Regions from separate parts of the Homo sapiens genome. Here regions 1 and 3 are each linked to region 2. The links are chromatin contacts, found by Hi-C or POLR2A ChIA-PET in ENCODE. All regions are on one chromosome and are shown on one strand. The core of a region is the stretch at or near the end of the contact, and the rest is flanking DNA. Distances in the headings are between cores, read along the strand shown. Region 1 holds the start of NSD1 (nuclear receptor binding SET domain protein 1). Region 2 holds the start of KIAA1191. Region 3 holds the start of LMAN2 (lectin, mannose binding 2).

Region 1 (4,131 bases), core at 1,594-4,093, 770 kb after region 2:
TAAGTCTGAGTGTAGGCTGCTAACACTTAGACCTTTACCTTACAGAATCTTCGCAGCCAGTGCTGTGCATTGGAAGTTGCAGATGGGGAAACTGAGGCTCAGGACTGTTAAGTGACTAGTTCAAGGCAGGTCTCAGGCCCTCAGGATGGTTAGTGGCAAAGTAAAGGACTGGGAGGAGCATTGATGAATTGGGGCAATTGGCAGAGGAGTAACTGTCAGTCAAAATGATTGGCTCAAATTATTAGGTGTGAAGAAGGAACCAGTCAGAGCTTGCCTGTTGAGTCGAATTGCCCAGATGGGATTAGCAGGGTGAGTGACCCTAGCAGAACAAAGAGCTGGCCCTTGTAGGTATAGACTCGACTTTTCTCTGGTTGGTCCCAACACATAGACAACTACCAACCTGACTTTGCACCTGAGAATCTTCAGGGTACCTCAGACTCTTCAACAGAAGGAGCCTCCCTGAGGTCACAGCCCTCTCATCAGTCCCGTTCCAGTGGGCACTTTCCCTCTAACAAAGCCCACTTGCTGTCTTGGCAGGGTCTGCATCCGGCACTTGCAGACATGTGCTAAGGGCCTGTTGACTTGGGAGCCTCCATCACTGGACTGTGGGCCTTGGAGAGCAAAAGGGTAAGAGCATCTCGAGCTCCACGCCTGCTGGGCCAGTCGCTGGCTGAAGGCAGGGGAAGGATGGAGTTTAGCTGGCCAGCACTAATGTCACACAGGGCAACGCCAAAAATGGCCTTTCTCCCAGGTGGGCTCAAAGTTAACAGAAGGCAGTGAGTAAACAGTCCACTGGGGCAATAACTATGCACATTTACTAAGCCATGGGAAGAATAGTAGTCACGTGGCCCTCGAGGGCGGTGCCCTCAGCTTGAGATGGAGTTAACTCCAAATCTAATCACAGAAGGCTTTCTGGAGGAGGCGGAATTTTTATGGCGGCCGGATCCGGCTTTCTCTGAACAGCGAGAAGGCGCTTAGCGCCCTAGGGACCAGGTAACTCCTGAGGTGAGCTTCTTGGTGGGGATCAAGCCCAGGGGGCGACGGAGTCCGGGCTGGGGGAAGGGCCCGAGGGGCTGGAGTCGCAAGTTCAGGCCCAGCTTGGGCTCCCTGTCCCGCCCTTCCGCTGTCTTGGGGGATTGGACGCCACGCGGTCGTGCTAGATTCGGTGCTGCGGGCCCGGTGCAGGATGCAGGCCGTGAGGCCCCAGGCCGAGGGCTGCGCCAGCGGGCTTGTCCCGGCCAGCCGGGCGGTCCCGTGTCCCGGCGCAGCTCCGCTGGGGTCCAGATGCCCGGCCCTCAGGGGCGAGGCGCGCACTCCCCGGGGAACCGGGCTGCGGAGCAGGCGGCCCGCTCTGGGCGGCGGTGGCACGAGAGGGCCATCTGCCTGGGTGCCGAGAACTGCAGCGTCCGCGGTGCGAGGCGCGGCCCGTCCCGTCCCGGCCCCCAGCCCGGCGCGCACGCACATACCCACGCCGGCCGGCGCCCGCTGCCCGAGCCCCCGTGCCAGGCCCAGACCTTGACTAGGCGCGGGAGGCGGTGCAGGGACTAGAGGACCCCCTCCCCCGGCGTTCCCCTCGCCCCGCCCGAGGCTGCGAGGACCCCTGGGCTCGGGGGTGGTGAGGGAGCTTCGTCCCGGCTGGGCCCGGGCTGGGGACTCGGCCTCCCTGGGCGGGGGCCGCACGGCTGCAGGCCGAGGTGCGGACGCGCTGTCAGGCTGCAGCCCGGCTCGGTGCCGGGGGTGGGCTCAGCGCTGGGGTCGCCTGGCTTCGTTCCCCCGCGGAGGCCACGGCCGGGCGAGCAGTGCCGGGGCGGGTAACCCGACCCGGCTCCCCAGAGCCGCTCACCCCGCACGGCCCGGCAAGGGGAGGGAGAGGGATGGGGGGAGGGGGAAGGGAAGGGGTGGTGGGTGAGGGGCTGTGGGCACCGCAGGGCCGAGTCCCCGGCCCGTCTGCGCTGCTGTAGGGCGGCTGCCCGCGGCACCCGGGACGATCCAGCCTCTGCCTCGCGGGCGTCGAGCCTGAGACAGGAGGGAGCCCTGGGGCTGCACAGGCTTGGCTCAGGGAGGCAGACCCGAGCTGCTGCCTCCATTTTGTTTCCTGCTCAGCTTGGTCTGTGGTGGTGGTGGTGGTGGTGGTGTGGGTTTGGGGTGCGGCCGGGTAGGGGGTTCGCCTGCGGCCGCGTCTGCTCGGGGCCTGAGGCCTCGAAGACCCCAGCCCAAGCCCCCAGGTGAGCCCTGCGGCAGGAGGGGGGTTGCCTTGGCCTCGGGCCGAACCCAGCGGGCTGAGGGCAGGTGCCCAGTGGATGGGGAGCCTGGGCTGTAACCTAAGATGGAGGCCGGGACTGACGCGGGCCCGAGCAGGGCTGGCGGGACGATCGGACAGGCCTCAGCCGCGCCAGGTGCCGCCTGGGTTGGGGTTCGAGACGCGTAGGGTGCGGGAGCCGTGTGCGGCCCGAGGCCAGCGCCGTGCCCCGAGGTAGGTGAGGGGATCGGAATGCCACCCACGACGCCCGCAGGCCCCGACACTCCAAGGAGGCGCGCGAGGCCCCTGGGGAGCCCGCCTCAGGCCCCGCCCGGGCAGCCGGGCCGGCCCGTAGGCCCCGGCCGCGAGCGGGCGCGCAGGGGGAGGGGAGGGGGCGGCAGCGGCAGCTCCGCTGATTGGGCGGCGCTCTCACAAGCCCGACTTCACCCGCCCTGAACCCCGAAGAGTGAGAGAAGGGAACGCGCGCGCTCGGTGGGGGAAGGGGTGCGCGCGCACTCGGGGCCCAGCCGCACGCGGGCCGGCGCGAGGCGCTCGGTCGCACGCGCGGCCGCGGGGGCGCGCGCGGTGGGGGTGTGAGGAGGAGGAGGCGGCGGCGGAATAGGCCGGGGCAGGTCGCGCTCGCTGCCTTCTCCCCTGAAGAGAGACGCGGGGGGAGGGGGGTGCGGCGAGCGGCCCCGCTCTCTCCCCACCGCTCCGCTCGCACCCCAGTGTAATGAGGGTCACCCCCTCCCCCCAGCTGGCCCGGGAGGGGGCGCGGGGCACGGTAACTAGTGCGCTGGGGTGGGCGGCGGGCAGGCGCGAGGAGAAGGGAGGGAGGAGGGTGGCCGGGCGGGGAAGATGGTGGTGGCCGTAAGGTGAGGGGCTCGGGGGAGGGCCAGGCGCGATGCGGGGTTGGTGGCCGGCGGCGCTGCAGCCGCCGGCCTCCTCCCCCTCCCCCTCCTCCATCACTACCAGCCGGGCTCAGGCCTAGCTGGCCGGGCTGCCGCGAACTTCCTCCCGGCGCGGCCCGTGCCCCGCCGGCCGCCTGCGAACACCTCGGCCTCCGCCTCCCCTCAGGTAGCAGGCTGCGGGGCGCGGGGCCGGCTGCCCTCCCGCAGCAAACTTTGCTTGCTGCTGAATATTGATGAGAGCGATCGGCTCGGCTGGGAGGTGCTGCCGCGGCTGCGGGAAGGAGCGCGGCCCGGGCAGGCGGCGGCGGCGTCGGCAGCAGCCATGTTTTTCGAGCTGTAGCAGCTGCTGCTACCCTGACTGGGCTTCGCTGGCCGCCTCGGTTTCTCCCTCTGCCGGGTCCAGGCCTCTTCGCCCTGCAGCTGCGGATCCAGCAGGCCTGCATTCAGGAAGGCGAGCTCTGGGGTGCAGCCGCCTCGGCCGGCTCGCCTGCGGCCTGCGCACCGCCGCTGCAAAGGCTCCGGCGCTGGCTGGGCGCAGGGTGCAGCGCTATTGTGACCGCTGCGCCCTAGCGAGCCAGGAAGGGGGGGGTACCTTTTTGTGCAGGGTCCAGGAGCCCCCCTCGGACCCCGCAGCCTTTTGCTTTTGAGAGATCCAGCTGCTCGACCCCTGGCGAGGGAGGGGGAGGACTAGTCCTGTTTGAGAATTGGGAATTTTGACGGGCAGAGGGGTTTTAATTTTAGTTCATCCCAAGTGTCCACCAGTCTACAGAGGAGGAAAAAGAGACGGGCTGTTTCTATGTAGCAGGATCGGCCCAGCTTCGGGAAAATGGAGTTTTCAGAGGCTCATCGAGGCCATTTTTTCATCTCCAGTCGGGGGAACTTTTTCTGCCCATGGAAGTGCAGCAGAAAGGCATAGAGGCCACTAGGCCTTGAAGTGGCTGCCATTTTAAAGAGTCGAGTCAGATGGCCTATTAACTCAGA
Region 2 (3,857 bases), core at 1,170-3,669:
CCAATCTAGTAAATCTAAATACTCGCTTGGTAGCAGAGATTAACCATTAATATATAGTTCCGATAAAATGGTTTCTGTCTAGCTTAAAACATTAATAAGGGCAAAACATGATTTTACCAAAAAGAATTAAGTTTACCAGGCACTTCTGGTTGTCTTGAAGCCATTGAAAGACTGGGATCCAGGTGCTTTTTCTATACAGAATTCCGAGCTGAGTCCCTGCCACCTAATAAAATAACAAAGGGCATTTTCTTATGGTGAGCAGCACCAATGCTGTTCTTCTGGCAGGCACACAGAATTGAACGGCTTGTTTACAAGGTTGAAACACACATGCAAGAGCCAGTGGGTGACAAACATGCCAATGAAAAAAGAAGGATAAAGTCAAACGTCTCACCACACCTGTGGCTGATCTTAACACCTGTGAGATGACAGAGCTAAGATGCCATACATGGTGAAAAAGTCACCTTACCACAGTGAAATGATGTGATGACTAAGCGGACAGACAGATGTTAATGAGGAACATGGTCCAGCTGCTGCAAAGTAGCAAAGCTTCCCAGGAAGAGTCCATCCAGAGGTTCTAATAACAACAAACAGCCAGCATTGGAACAGCCCGTCAGAGTCTGCCAAACACTTGTTTATTCCCCACAACAACCTTGCTCATTTCATTTTCTTAACTCACAGCAAGCGGCTAGATACTACAGTAGGGAAATTTGTTCTTTATAGCTAACACTATAAACTATTTACAGCGTTTATCTTGTCTTTTAATCCTTGCAGCAAGATGGCAAAGCAGATATTATTTATCCCAATCCCAATTTTTTTTTTTTTTTTTTTTTGAGACGGAGTCTCACTCTGTCGCCCAGGCTGGAGTGCAGTGGCGCGATCTTGGCTCACTGCAAGCTCCACCTCCCGGGTTCACGCCATTCTCCTGCCTTAGCCTCCCAAGTAGCTGGGACTACAGGCGTCTGCCACCACGCCTGGCTAATTTTTTGTATTTTTAGTAGAGATGGGGTTTCACCGCACTAGCCAGGATGGTCTTGATCTCCTGACCTTGCGATCCGCCCACCTCGGCCTCCCAAAGTGCTAGGATTACAAGCGTGAGCCACCGCGCCCGACCCCAGTTTTTTTTTTAAGCTATCTCTTACAGAAAGGCTATCCCAAATTTAAAGAGAAGGAAACTGGCCGGGTGCGGTGGCTCACGCCTGTAATCCCAGCATTTTGCGAGACCCAGGCGGGCAGATCACTTGAGGTCAGGAGTTCGAGACTAGCCTGGCCAACATGGTGAAACCCCATCTCTACTAAAAATACAAAAATTAGCCGGGCATGGTGGCGGGCGCCTGTAATCCCAGCTACTCGGGAGGCTGAGGCAGGAGAATAGCTTGAACCCGGGAGGCGGAGGTTGCAGTGAGCCGAGATCGAGCCACTGTACTCCAGCCTGGGCGACGGAGTGAGACTCGGTCTCAAAAATAAAAATTAAAAAAATTAAAAAAATGTTAAAAATAATAATAAAGAGAAGGAAACTAAAAATCAGAGGAGTTAAGTAAATTTGTCCACGGTCACAGATAAGTGGTCCGTGCGCAAGGTAGGTAGTTTCATGCCCAGTTTACAGGGGAGTTAAAACGAGGGCCTGAGAAAGTTACTCTTGTTTTTCAGCTTGCTACACCGTCCCTCTATCCCGATAGGACTCAGACAGAGCAAACAAGTTATTGATAGTTCTTCACTAACGAGCATCGCAAAGGCCGAATTCAGCCATCCTCCCAGTCCAGGGAGCATTCCCGCCCCAGACACGTCCCCTTCCCCTTTCCCTTTCCCTGTGCCCCCACCCCCCAGCTCACCGTCCCTCTGCCTCTCCTTCACAATATACAAGACGGTGCCGCCAGGATACGAAAGGCCGGCTGCTTCACCCACCCCTCCAGGCTAAGATTAGGGCCAGGACCCTAGCCGAAGGCGGGGTGTGGGGAGATGAGGTTGAGGACAAGCCGCGGGGGCTCGGGCTGGGCTGGTCCCACGAAGCGGAGGGGAAGCCCGTACGGGAGCTGCAGGGCATTCCCGGAGAGAAGCCCCATTACGGAGACCCCAGAGAGCGGAGCCAGGGAGGCAAGAGGCGACCCAGCCGAGCTCGAAGCCGGGATGAAGGGTTAAGAGGTGCGGGGAGAGGGGAGTGGCTTGGAGGGGCCCCGAGATCGGGCCTCGCCGGAAGCGCCCCTCCTGATCGCCAGAGAACGCAGCCCCAAGGGAGGGCCCAGGCCCGCCATCTGTTCACCTGTGATCCTGCTGCCGCGGGACTGCCTGCGGCCCGGAGTCCGGCACTAAAAAGGTTCCGAGGGCCCACGTCTCCCGAGAGGCTGTGGCGCAGTCTGGACCCAAGCCATTGTGAGAGCGGCGGCGATTTCGAAGGTCCCCAAGACCCACTAGGTAGCAGTACCACCCAGCGGGCAGGCAGCACTGCAGATAAAGCCTCCGGAGACCGCGGGATCTCGCGCGAGACTTGGCCCAGCGGAGCACAGGGCATGCTGGGAGTTGTTGTCCACGATCGCGAGACCCGCCCCCTCCCCATGCCCTTCGCCGCCCAGCGAGTTGTGGAGCCGCAGCTCCGAGTGTGGAATCCGCCAGCCCCGAGAGGAAACGCCACACTTCACCACCACTTCCTCAGCGCGTGTGCTGTGCCTGGGTCCGTGACAAGCTAAGGGAAGACGGAGGTAGCATAGTAAAATGACACCCACAAACCCAAGCCCTCAAGGCTCAAAAAGGGCTGCCAAGTGCGAGCACTTGTCATCCTGTTTTTCCCACTTCACGGAGGTGAAGCTGAGACTGGGAGAGATGAGAAGTCACTTCGATTAGCAAGCGGTGCAGTGAGCACGGACTGTCTCCCAAAACAGCGGGGTTAGGCAGGGTTCGTACTAGTAGCTGAACCAAAAAAGGGAACCGACCTCACCTGCCTCCCCTAGGGAAGGCGATCCTAATATCATTTCTCTTTTACATAAAGGAGAGTGAGGCTTAGAGGCGCCAGCTGAGGTGTCAGTCACATCCTGAAGGAAGACTTCTCTTATCCCTGAAGGGTTCACAAAGAAGGCGAAGCAACGAAGTTACAGCAGAATTTGCAAAAATCTATCCACGTTTCTACCCCAGTCCAAAGCTCGCCATCAAAACTCATCTCAGGAGAGCTATGATTGGTGGTGCAGGGTGAATGTCACATTTAGATTTCAGCATTTGAGGCTTCCAGCCGTACTGGCAGAACTGAGAGGCCTTGCTCATGCGACTTGAAACTTAAGCGCTGTTTCCAGACCAGGGTGCTTGAGTGCACTAAGAATTAAAGTCTTTGATGAATTCTATAATTAGCTTATCAACAGCACAATTACATTGCAGTATAATTGTGTGTATATGTGTGCGTGCGTGTGTGTGTTAAAGGTGTTCCTTTGTTAATTTGGAGCTTTTAAAATATGCCATATTTTTTAACCTCTGTGGAAGCAAAGCTGGCACCTTGCTCTTTATCCACCACAGGAAGGGATGTATATCACCTCTCAGTCAGAAAAGGAAGAAATAGCACTTTGCACCCTTATGTAGATCATAAGGTGGGATCATCTCATTTATTTCTTAGCCACAAATACATGAAAACTTAAGACTTTCCTGGAAGTTACTATTTGATTAAAACAACTTTTTCTGGCTGGGCACGGTGGTTCAGGCCTGTAATCCCAACACTTTCAGAGGCTGAGGCGTTCGAGACCATCCTGGCCAACACGGCGAAACCCCGTCTCTACTAAAATACAAAAATCAGCCAGGCGTAGTGACAGGTGCCTGTAATCCCAGCTATTCTGGAGACTGAGGCAGGAGAATCTCTTGAACCTGGGAGACGGAGGCTGCAG
Region 3 (4,110 bases), core at 95-2,594, 990 kb after region 2:
GGGGCAGGAGCAGGTCCCGCTCCAAGCTGTAACCCAGCCCCAAATTATTCTTCTTTCCCCTTTTTCCTCACCTTGACTGCCTCAGTGTGGATTCTGTGTAGCAGCTGTCATTGGCCACTGCTCACATACTACATACTACATACTCTGAGGCAAAGGTCACAGACACTAGAACTGCCCACAGGTCCAGTCCCTCCACACTACTGATGACAAGACCCTCAACCAAGCATTGCAAAAAGGGTTCTAAGGGGTTCCTCCACTGTCCAGGTGAAAAGAGTCAAGTACATCGAGTGAACTGCTGGGCTTAGAGATCAGACAAATCAGAGTTTAAATACTGTTTATGACATTTGCTAGCTGGGTTATCTTTGTATAGTCATGAAAGCCATCTATTTCAAACAGCTTGTTTGAAAATTAAATGCAATAAGGCATGGCAAGGTCAGTGCCTAATACACAGCAAAACACCCAATAAAGATCCAGTTCGCTCGGTTCTTCCCATTACTGAGGGGGTTCAAGGCAGACAGCCTGACAGTTCCACTACTTTCTGGCTATGTAACTTTGGGTAAGGCCCTTTCAAACCTGAGTCTTAGCTTCTCAGTGGGTAAAATGGAGATAACATTACTCATCTCGCATGGCTTTTAAAGTGAGGAGGATGTAAAGTGTCAAGCGCAGCTCCTGACACATAGTAAGTACCCAATACCCATCGCCTCTTATTATTGGTGGGTGTGACCGAGATGAGGAAAAGGCCAGGGACGGAGGTGCAAACCTATAAACGAAGCTGGGGTCTCAGCTGCTCGGGAGGCAGGGACTAGCAGCCAACCGCACAGTACGCCTATCCTCTTGAGAACCACTCACCTGGTGGTTCCAGATAGAGCCCTCTTTGCTGCGCTCGTCAGGGGTCAGACGTACGTACTGGCTCGTGAGCATAGTGCTGCCCTGGAAGTCCCAGAGGGGCATAGAGCTGGAACCGACCCCTGTGGGAAGAGACAGGTGCTAAGAGGCCACGCCAGGACTGGCCTCACCAGAGGCAGGAAACCCACAGAGATGCTCTGCTCAGGAGAAAGGGCACGCCTTCCCCTAGCCCTGTTCAGCCTCGCCCTCACTCTTCACTCATTCCCGCCCCAAGGGCTTCACCTTGGTAGGGCTTAATGAGCGAATGCTCCCGCTTGAGATGTTCACTGTTGCCGTCAGTTATATCCGCAGTCACAGACCCCAACAACAAAAGAAGAAAGAGAGGTGTAGTGGGGCCAGGGCCGGGGCCGAGAAGCCCAGGCCTTCCCAGGCACCGCCGGCCCCAGCCCCAACGCCAAATCCAGCCTTCCGCCGCCATTCTCCTCTCCTCTCGGCCACTTCCGCCCTAGAACTTCCGCCTTCCGGGGGTCCCATCTATTGGCCTCCGGCCGGAAGCTCTTCAACTTTACTGTCGCCAGGGAGTCAAAAAGCAAAGCCTCCGCAGCAGACGGGGCGGCAGCTGCATTGGCCGGGCAGCCTCTCATCCTGGTTGAGTGCAGTTTCATCTCCTTAGAGGCTCCAAGGCACACGCCGGCCAGCCCCAGCAATGGGTTCTTTCGAGCGACAAGAGCTGTAACCAGTCACGGAACAGCACGTTAGGCTTGCGAGCCAATGAGGAGCAGAGGGATGGTTGGAGCCGGCGGGAGCGCGAGGGCCGTCCGCGACTCGGGGCATGCTGGAATTTGTAGTTTTTGTCGGTCGCTCTAATGGGGCGGATTCGCGAAGACTAGGACGTCTTGGGCTTCTGGCCGCAAGTCCCGTCTCTGGAATAACCTTTTCTAGTCCTGGAGAAAGGAGCTCTGAATTGAAGGCGGAGTCCTGCATTCCAACCCTTGTCCTCCCCGGGTGGCCCTGGGCAAGCCTTTAAGCCGTGCCTGCCGTCAGGCGCCCCAGCTTCGCGCCTTTGGAGACTCAGAATTCCCAATTATTTGAGGGCCTCCACTACCCTCAACTCCTCAGGCCTAGTCGGGTTGAAGCAAGAGGAACAGACACAGATCCTGGCCTGGGACCCCAGTGATGACTGGAACTCATCCCTATGCAAAAGAGCGCAGTGCCTGGTACAGCAAGTAACGTCCATGGAAGGCCCAGGAAAGCTGTGAATCAGAGGTCGAAAACTGGTGGCCTGCAGCTGAATAGAGCTCTGTTTTACCTGCCAATATTCTAATAAATGGCTTAACTACCAGTATTTTAAAGTCAGAATATAGAGGCTGGGCGTGGTGGCTCACGCCTGTAATCCCAGCACTTTGGGAGGCTGAGGCCGGCGGATCACGAGATCGGGAGATCGAGACCATCCTGGCTAGCACGGTGAAACCCCGTCTCTACTAAAAAATACAAAAAATTAGCCGGGCGTGGTGGCAGGTGTCTGTAGTCCCAGCTACTCGGGAGGCTGAGCCAGGAGAATGGCTTGAACCCAGGAGGCAGAGCTTGCAGTGAGCCGAAATCGCGTCACTGCACTCCAGCCTGGGCGACAGAGCGAGACTCTGTCACACACACACACACACACACACACACACACACACACACACACAAAGTCGGAATATGTACATTCACATCAGAAATCCAGACTTCCGGCTGAGCTCAGTGGCTGAGGCCTGTAATCCTAGCACTTTGGGAGGCAGAGGCGAGCAGATTACCTGAGCTCAGGAGTTTCAGACCAGCCTGGGCAACACGGTGAAACCCCGTCTCTACTAAAATACAAAAGAAATTAACGGCGTGGTGGCGGACACCTGTAGTCCCAGCTACTCGGGAGGCTGAGGCAGGAGAATTGCTTGAACCCAGGAGGCAGAGGTTGCAGTGAGCAGAGATCACGCCATTGCATTCCAGCCGGGGCGACAGAGCAAGACTCTGTCTCTACAAAAAAAAAAAAAAAGAAGAAGAAGAAGAAGAAAAGAAATCCAGACTTCCGTTTTTTTACCCAAAAAAAAAAAAAAAGAAGCAGCAGCAAAAGATCTAGGCACACATTCCCACAACAGAACAATAGGCTGGAGCTGAATGGGACTGCCCCTCCACCAATGCCTTCCTCTTCTAAGCTGGTCCCCACCTGGTCACTCGTTTACAGCACTTGCCTGGCTCCTCCAGACATTTGAATCAATGACTCCTGTTGTAGATCACAGGGAGGGATGTTGGTTGCTTGCTCCTTTTAGAAACTGCCCTCTTGAATGAATGGACTTATTCAGGATTGAGTGCTGAATCTTTTCTTGGTCATATATTTTTCGTTCGCTTTTTTATTATTAAAGTCACACATTCTGGTCAGGCACGGTGGCTCACACCTGTAATCCCAGTAGTTTGGGAGGCCGAGGTGGGTGGATCACTTGAGGCTAGGAGTTCGAGACCAGCCTGGCCAACATAGCGAAACCCTGTCTCTACAAAAAATTAGCTGGGTGTGGTGGTGCACACTTGTAATCCCAGCTACTCAGGAGGCTGAGGCACGAGCATCACTTGCACCTGGGAGGTGGAGGTTGCAGTGAGCCAAGATCTTGCCACTGCACTCCAGCCTGAGTGACAGAGTGAGACTCTGTCTCAAAAAAGTCACACATTCTTGTGGTGTGTATGGAAACAGAGAGAGAACAGACATACAAGACACAACAAGCCAGGCATGGTGGCTCACACCTGTAATCCCAGCACTTTGGGAGGCCAAGGCAGGTGGATCACTTGAGGTCAGGAGTTCGAGACTACCCTGGCCAACATTGTGAAACCCTGTTTCTACTAAAAATACAAAAAATTAGCCGGCCATGGTGGCGGGTACCTATAATCCCAGCTACTCAGGAGGCTGAGGCAGGAGAATCACTCGAACCCAGGAAGCGGAGGTTGCAGTGAGCCAAAATTGTGCCATTGCACTCCAGCCTGGGCAACAAGAGTGAAACTCCATCTCAAAAAAAGAAAAGAAAAGAAAAGAAAAGACACAACAAAAGTCTTCTGCCACTCCCCTCGCAAGGAGTGTCCCCTTCCAGAGATTTATCTGCACCCATACAAACAAAAACATGCACATTCCATGGGACCTTCATGGGGCTGGGATTTTTGTCAGCTATGGTCACTACTGAATCCCTGGCATCTAGAATAGTGCTTGTCACATAGGAGGTGATTAATAAGTAACTGGTGAAAGAA

What was found. Hi-C counts contacts between places; a loop is a spot of excess contacts on that map. ChIA-PET counts read pairs that join two places held with the same protein, here RNA polymerase II (POLR2A). Pooled maps may share reads with other maps.
Region 1: a loop to region 2 is called in a pooled map, with 6 times the contacts of the local background. The contact joins the promoter of NSD1 here to the promoter of KIAA1191 in region 2. A Hi-C loop is called at or near these places in 3 of 50 pooled maps. POLR2A ChIA-PET finds 5 or more read pairs at or near these places in 4 of 52 experiments (CD4-positive, alpha-beta T cell, IMR-90, activated B cell and 1 more).
Region 3: a pooled map shows a loop between it and region 2 (12-fold over the local background). The contact joins the promoter of LMAN2 here to the promoter of KIAA1191 in region 2. A Hi-C loop is called at or near these places in 7 of 50 pooled maps.

The regions. Positions count from the first base shown.
Region 1 is chr5:177,130,930-177,135,060 of GRCh38, forward strand. NSD1 (nuclear receptor binding SET domain protein 1) reads left to right here and starts at 2,844. Exons shown (of 23, transcript NM_022455.5): 1 at 2,844-3,023. RefSeq lists enhancers at 1,835-2,386, 1,879-2,173, 2,387-2,940, 2,941-3,492, 3,493-4,046 and 1 more and silencers at 2,210-2,879, 2,960-3,119, 3,180-3,479.
Region 2 is chr5:176,359,345-176,363,201 of GRCh38, forward strand. KIAA1191 reads right to left here and starts at 2,420. Exons shown (of 9, transcript NM_020444.5): 1 at 2,258-2,420; 2 at 467-574; 3 at 137-223. The coding sequence starts at 164. RefSeq lists an enhancer at 2,176-2,495.
Region 3 is chr5:177,350,324-177,354,433 of GRCh38, forward strand. LMAN2 (lectin, mannose binding 2) reads right to left here and starts at 1,345. Exons shown (of 8, transcript NM_006816.3): 1 at 1,129-1,345; 2 at 850-968. The coding sequence starts at 1,324. RefSeq lists enhancers at 1,286-1,475, 1,486-1,535 and a silencer at 1,430-1,644.